2 separate regions of the Homo sapiens genome follow, and region 2 is linked to region 1. A link is a contact called in ENCODE Hi-C data. All regions are on one chromosome and are shown on one strand. Each heading gives the region's core, a stretch centred on a gene start or an enhancer-like site at or near the end of the contact. The rest is flanking DNA. Distances are from core to core; before and after follow the strand shown. Region 1 overlaps ANO3 (anoctamin 3). Region 2 overlaps BBOX1-AS1 (BBOX1 antisense RNA 1).

What was found. A loop is a pair of places that touch in the nucleus more often than their neighbours do. Pooled maps may share reads with other maps.
Region 2: a map with no recorded cell type shows a loop between it and region 1 (3-fold over the local background). The contact joins two enhancer-like sites. A Hi-C loop is called at or near these places in 1 of 168 maps with a recorded cell type or tissue (A673), 1 of 37 single-sample maps with no recorded cell type and 4 of 50 pooled maps.

The regions. Positions count from the first base shown.
Region 1 is chr11:26,554,741-26,558,319 of GRCh38, reverse strand. The region is part of intron 13 of ANO3 (anoctamin 3); the gene reads right to left. Among named protein-coding and RNA genes, the nearest start is that of MUC15, 16 kb to the left of the region's middle. Within about 2 kb of position 1,544, at least 2 of the 41 ENCODE cell types and tissues checked have a DNase peak (open chromatin) inside an H3K27ac peak, as active enhancers do.
Region 2 is chr11:27,157,603-27,161,181 of GRCh38, reverse strand. The region is part of intron 2 of BBOX1-AS1 (BBOX1 antisense RNA 1); the gene reads left to right. Among named protein-coding and RNA genes, the nearest start is that of BBOX1-AS1, 59 kb to the left of the region's middle. Within about 2 kb of position 1,806, at least 2 of the 41 ENCODE cell types and tissues checked have a DNase peak (open chromatin) inside an H3K27ac peak, as active enhancers do.

The DNA.
Region 1 (3,579 bases), core at 295-2,794:
GACTTTACACATGGGGATTTAAAGGTCACCAAGAAATAATGGCCCTTCCCCGCTCTAGAAATAACCATGCTTTTAGAAAAGTGGCAAATAAAAAGCCATCCTTAGTAGCAATTGTGTTGCATGAACTTATCATAGTTTGTGTAGTATTTTCCTTTAAAGTGCTTCTCATTTTTTTTCTTACTAGGTTTGCTAACAAATCTTTCAGGCATTTTAAGTCAATAAATTTAAACATTAATAGTTTAGGAACATCTTCCTGAGATAAAGTTGGAGTACATGTAATATTCTTGTAATGTGGGATTATATACATCTAATGGGAGATAAAGCTAGAAGGAGCATTAGAGAAGACTTCAGAACTTGCTCTAAGGAAGAGTACGACAGTGTTTAATCATGTGTTAGATTTACCAAGCTATTACACATGGGATGTATTATGACGTGGGAGATCATAGAGACAACAAGAACAGTTCGAGGTCTGTGGTTATAGCTTGAGATGTTCAGGGCTTTATTTAGGGTGCTGACATATGAGCTGCTGAATGAAAATGGGAAAAAGAATGAAGGAAGAGTCAAGCTTACTGTGAATGGCTCAAGCTTAGATCATGGGTGATTGACAGAAGAATTAAGTGATAACTGGCCTTCTGTCTAATAGGACAAGAGCACTTGTTATACTGAAGAAACTCCAGATGAAATATTGAGAAAATTCCATAAGCAGCATAGCAGATTTTTCTAAAAGCAAAAAGAATCTTGTCCTACACATATAATTAAATATGTAATACATTAAATTATTTTATTAGAAAAACAGCTTGCCTTTATGAATAGAGGGACCCATGGCAAGCATTTTGTTCAACTTTTTTTTTTTTTTTTTGAGACAGAGTCTCGCTCTGTTGCCCAGGCTGGAGAGCAGTGGTGTGATCTCGGCTCACTGTAAGCTCTGTTTCCTGGGTTCACGCCATTCTCCTGCCTCAGCCTCCCGAGTAGCTGGGACTACAGGCGCCCGCCACCACGCCCGGCTAATTTTTTGTATTTTTAGTAGAGACAGGGTTTCACTGTCTTAGCCAGGATGGTCTCGATCTCCTGAGCTCGTGATCCGCCCGCCTCGGCCTCCCAAAGTGCTGGGATTACTGGTGTGAGCCACCGCGCCTGGCTTGTTCAACATTGTTAAGATGACTAGGCATAATATATAAAGAAGGTAGCAAACTTAGCCTAAAAGCTTGATTTAAGTACAAATTGTCCATTTTCTTTGACACCTGATTTCTCTTGAAGAACTGAGTGTGACTACAAATCAAAAAATGTGGGTACTGTTAAAGAGATATATATCTGATTAGGTTGGAAGCTGAAAGTCTATGTTTTCTCCATGATACCTGCTGGGTCTTGTTCTAAAGTTGCTTTATAGGTTCAGAAAAACATAAGGCTCTGAAAAATGCCACTTATATCCCACTAAAGTCTCTCCAGGATAAGGAGAACAAGGTGCCTCCTTGGCAGATTCAACCATGTATGCAGAGCTATTACTGGAGACTTGGAGGGCAGGGAGTCAGAATTGAAGCTGAAGGTCACTCCCTTTCACTTCCTCATTCCTTACCTCTTGGGCAGGGTAAAACCTGAATAACCATTTTATTTGCTGGACCTGGGCAGAAGCTACATAAAAAATGCAGTCTTGATTAGACTATTCTCCACGTATCTTTTAAAAAATTTGGTCCTAGAAATTAGAGTCACCTGAGGAACTTGTTAACATAGAGAGTTTGAGGCCTCACCCTTGACCAATTGATTCTAAATTTCAGGATACGGGGTCCAGAAATCTGCTTTTTTAACAAATGTTCTAGATGATCTGATGTACAGTCTTATACAGACTCCTTTTTTTTTTTCATGAAGTTTCTTGAAAAGAACAGCTTCTCTCCTACTTCTGTTGTAACCTCAAATCAGTATACAGTCTGAGGTTCATACTGGGTATTGAGTACATGTTTGTTAAACAAGTTTTTTTTTAAAGAGAAAATTATTATGAGTAAGACTTAACTTCAAGGGGTTGAGTCATTTTTCAATTATATGAAAAACAATTTAGGACCTCTATCTAATTATTTCACCTTAAATGAGAATTCCTAGCATCACAGGGTTTGATAATGTAGTGTCAGTGCATTTAAATGTGTGCAAATATCACTAAATTACTTAATTGCAAAAATATCCTAATTCCAATACTTTTAAGTACTAAAATAAAAGTAGTCATGAAAGGAAACATTAATGTACTTAAATATTAATTTTTATCATATGATAGGACCAGTTATTTTCCATGCAAACATATCACTGAAATTATAAAGGGAATAATTATATGTACACACATGGCCTTTTCAATATAATATGGAAAATTTAATTTATTTTTCTTTGTCACAAGCAGTAATGGATTCTGTAAGGAACTGAATTGAGAAGTCCCTAGATCATGTGTCCAGATGATTTTGTTTCTAGATGATCCTAGATTGGTTGGCTTGTACCTTTGGCAAAAATCTGCTCCCTTATATCTGATTCTACCCATCAATAAATTATTAGCTATTTAAATTCAAAAATATATAGTAAAATAGACTGTTGATTTCCATCCAATAAGGGAAGAGGAACTCTTATTTTTAAAGTATAAAACAAGTAGCTACATTTTATCTTAGTCAGAGGAACAAATAAAAGACATTTCATCCTAGTGGGTTGTATTTCTTGTATTCTTCCATAAGGCAATATTCTCCTTTGCAAGCTAACTTTTCCACCTTCCTTATACATGTTATTAAGTGAATTCTTTGTGAGTCATCCCTGTCCTTAAATGTACCTTTCTCTGTTCAGAAAAGAAGAGATGTATTTACTGCATGATGACAAAAGCAACCTAGATGTAGTGTTTCCTTGGACGGCTTCCTTACTTTATCACTCTGCCATATGTGGATATTTCTTGTCTTCAGTGTTAAAATAATGCCAATGTGTGTTATTAGATATGTCCAAGTGAAAGAAGAAGTATCTGGATTTTTTTGGCATTCCTAGGCTGTTTTATGTCTAAAATCATAGGCTAGGAGAGAGACATATGTGTATACATCTAATAACTCTTAACACACTTGGTTCTTGCCAAAAGTGATGAGAAAATGCTGCCTCCAAACAAGATAACCATGTTTCTAAGTCTCTATCATCTTTATGGAACATTTAAAAGAATGAAAAACTAAACATTTGTTCTGAAATTAAAGTATAAACGAAACAGACTTTTCACATGTTCTTCATTCAAGATAAATCAGAAACTAACTTTACTAAGTTATGTTCTTGTAGTAAGGACATTGAGTGGCTTTGGATTTTGCACCCAGCCTTGTCAAAATTAATTGTATGGAGACCTCCACTCTGGAAAAGATGGAGTAAGAGGGATTGATTTTATCCCTATGCTGGAAACACCCCCAAAATGCACAAAATGTATAAAACAACAGATTACAAGATGGTAGACATCAGGCAAAAAAGGGCAATGATCCCTGAGAGACGGAAAACAAACAACGCTCACATTATTACTCCTCAGATTACTGCCTTGAAGAGTTCCCAGGGTGTAGAGAAGAATAACCTAGGCAGTACTCAGTGAGTATG
Region 2 (3,579 bases), core at 557-3,056, 600 kb before region 1:
GATTACATTCTAATGATCCCTGACTTCTTTAGAATTGTTTCGATGCTTTCTTTTCATTCCAATTATCTATTGCTGTGTAACAAATTACTCCAGAACTTACTGGCTTAATACAACAATTGTTTTATCATCTCTCTTGGTTTCTGTGGGTTAGTGATTTGGGGAAAGGCTCTGCTGGATGGTTCTGGAGTCTTTAATGAAGTTTCAGTGAGCTGGTGGCTACAGCTGTAACAGTAGAGATATGGAGCAGCTGGGGACAGCTAGATCTCTCACTTATATCTCTTCTTCAGATAGTCTCAGGGCTTCTCCATGTCGTCTCCTCATGTAAACTAGCTTGCTTCCTCACAGCATGGCAGCCTCAGAGCAGTTGGAGTGCTCACATGGGAACCAAAGACCCCAGTGCAGGTGTTCCATGGGACCCTCACCCTTTCTGACCTCACTTTAGAATTTACTTTCACTGCAATCTATTTGTTACAAGTGAGTTACAGACTGCTCAGATTCAAGGGGAGGGGATACAGACCCATCTCTCGATGGGCAGAATGCCAAAGTTGCATTTTAACAAGAGTCTCTGGGATGAGAGTCATTGTTCTGAGCATCTTTGGGGGAAAAAATCCTCCACACATTCACATATGCTCCCAAGATTTCTAGCATTTGAAAATATGGCATACATTCATAAAAGCTGAAAGGTGCTGCCCTAAATTGGAAGGGTCTTTATCTGGTGTCTTTCTGTACATTTCTTCCTTTATTTCTCACTGTCATGACTTCTTAGAATTTCTTTCTTACCCACTATCACTCATCTACTTTCCCATGTCATGTTTTCTGATTCTGTCTTGAGGGACATAAAGATTTTCTTTAAGTGGGCTGTTTGCTCTTAGTGTGGCTGAAAGACGACATGTCTAATAAAACACATAAACGGAGAGAGATGACACAAATGAGTAACGGAAAACAGAAGGAAAAATGAACAACGATGGGGAAAACAGAGTCAGTGGCACTGAAAAATATGTGAGAGCACACACAGAAGGGACTGAAAAATGTTTAAGAGTGAAAATAAGGAAATATTAAACAAAAGAAAAAACTGCACCAGTGCTAAGAATTGTCACAGGCCTATTTTCTACAAAATAGTAAAACTGGGAATCAGGGATGTCCTTAAATCATAAAAATTGTGTAAAAAATTAAATGTAAGTGAGAGAAGAGGGTCCATATTGCTTATCAGACCTGCCAAGGGGTATGTGGCTAAAGCAGCTTTAAGATCCAGTGATAAGGTCAGGTGCGCTGGCTCACGCCTGTAATCCCAGCACTTTGGGAGGCCGAGGGGGGTGGTCACCTGAGGTCAGGAGTTTGAGACCAGCCTGGCCAACATGGTGAAATCCCGTCTCTACTAAAAGTACAGAAAATTAGCCGGGTGTGGTGGCATGTGCCTGTAATCCCAGCTATTCAGGAGGCTGAGGCAGGAGAATCACTTGAACTGAGGAGGCGAAGGTTGCAATGAGGCGAGATCATGCCATTGCACTCCAGCCTGGGAAATAAGAGTGAAACTTCGTTTCCAAAAAAAAAAAAAAAAACAAATCCAGTGATAAAATGTCAGAAGCTCACATGGAGAAGGACTTGTTCAAAGTTACAGATAGGAGCAGGAGAGCTCTGAAAATCTGACGTCACTGATTCAGTGACTATGTATGTCCCAGCTGAGATTCAGCTTGTTTTGGCCCCATTCTGCTTCCTGGTGAGACATGCTGTTCCTCCCTTGCAAGTTTGTTCATCTGCTTTTATCTCACTGTCCAGTTAACATTCATCCATTCTCCTGTTGTTCTTACTAATACTTATGATATGTCCACACCTTTACCAATTGCTATTGTCTATTCTACAGCTGAGCTCTTTCTTAGCACACTCTACACACACACAGAGACACAGACACACATAGACACACACAGTTTTGTTTCTTTGGTTGTTAGAAATCACAGTTTTCTTCTATGTGCAAAGAGATACACTGGGTATGAAAACTCCATGAATGGAGAGGGCATGACAAAATCTAGACGTTAAGAATGCTGCACTTCTTAGCAAGCAATGAAAGGACAGAATTCATGAGTTCAGGAGGGAAATTTTCCTCTGCCATGCTACATGAGGGAGCTCTAATTTTCTATTTTCATAAAGTTTGTGAAAAGAAGTAGTGTGTATTTAATAAAGGCTGCGGGTTAATTTCCAGGGCAAACCACTAGATGGAGGCCCTGCCTAAAGAACACACTTGAAGAATGAGTCACTCCGATCTGCAAGTTTCCTCTTCCAAACGTGAATTGGAAGGCCGGGAGCAGTGGCTCAGGCCTGTAATCCCAGCACTTTGGGAAGTCATAGGTGGGCAGATCATGAGGTCAGGAGATCGAAACCATCCTGGCTAACATGGTGAAACCCTATCTCTACTAAAACAAAACAAAACAAAAAACAGCAACAACAAAAAACCCAACCAAACAAAAAAACGTGAATTGGGGGCACCAGCTGAAATCCTAATTTATCCAAAAGGCTCTGTAATCTTGTCTTGTTGTAGAACACGCCTCCTTTCTAACCGCTTTGTCAATTCTCCACTTTCTTACTCATGAATTGCCCCAAAATTGGGTCATGCAATGCCCCATGGTTCCGTACACTTATACAACTAACTATAGGAATGTTTTTTACTCTTTAAAGACTTTTCCCTTCTGAATGCCAGAATGCCAACTTTGTCTTTATTCTCCATTTCATGAGCTTTAAGTGCTACCTGACCTGTGAAGAGTTTGTTGTTTCTTGAAAGGAAACCTTGACAACACAGGTAATCTCCCCAGTATGGGATTTAGAGTCTACATAGTAAATAAACAGAGACAAATCTGAAGGTAGCTAACCTCTTTTTCTGGGGGTGGAGTTAAGTTTTTCTGACTGATACAGATTACTCCATAGCTAAGGCACTTGGGACAGGCCTTATTTTTTATTGTGAGTATTATTAGAAGCAAGTGTACGTTTACTCTGCCAATAAAACTCCATTGGTTTAAACGTATTATAGCTGCATCTCATAAGCTATACACTCACAAATATTTAACATTTTCATCAAATAAATCTTCACACTTGAGATATACAAGTCAATCAACAATTCACAGAGCTTACTTTCTTTTATTTTGTGTATAAGAAAGCAAGAATGGAGATGGGCCTAGCTTCCCAACCTACATCTTTCTCTCGTGCTGGATGCTTCCAGGAATACTTGAACATCAGACTCCAAGTTCTTCAGTTTTAAGATTCGGACTGGCTCTTCTTGCTCCTCCAGCTTGCAGACAGCCTATTGTTGGAACTTGTGATCATGGCTTGGGAGCCAAGATGGCCGAATAGGAACAGCTCCAGTCTACAGCTCCCAGCATGAGCAATGCAGAAGACGGGTGATTTCTGCATTTCCAACTGAGCTTTGAAGAGAGTAGTGGTTCCCCCAGCACGCAGCTTGAGAGATGGGCAGACTGCCTCCTCAAGTGGGTCCCTGACCCCCGAGTAGCCTAACTGGGAGGCACCCCCCAGTAGGGGTGGAATGACACCTCATACGGCCGGGTACTCCTCTGAGACAAAACTTCCAGAGGA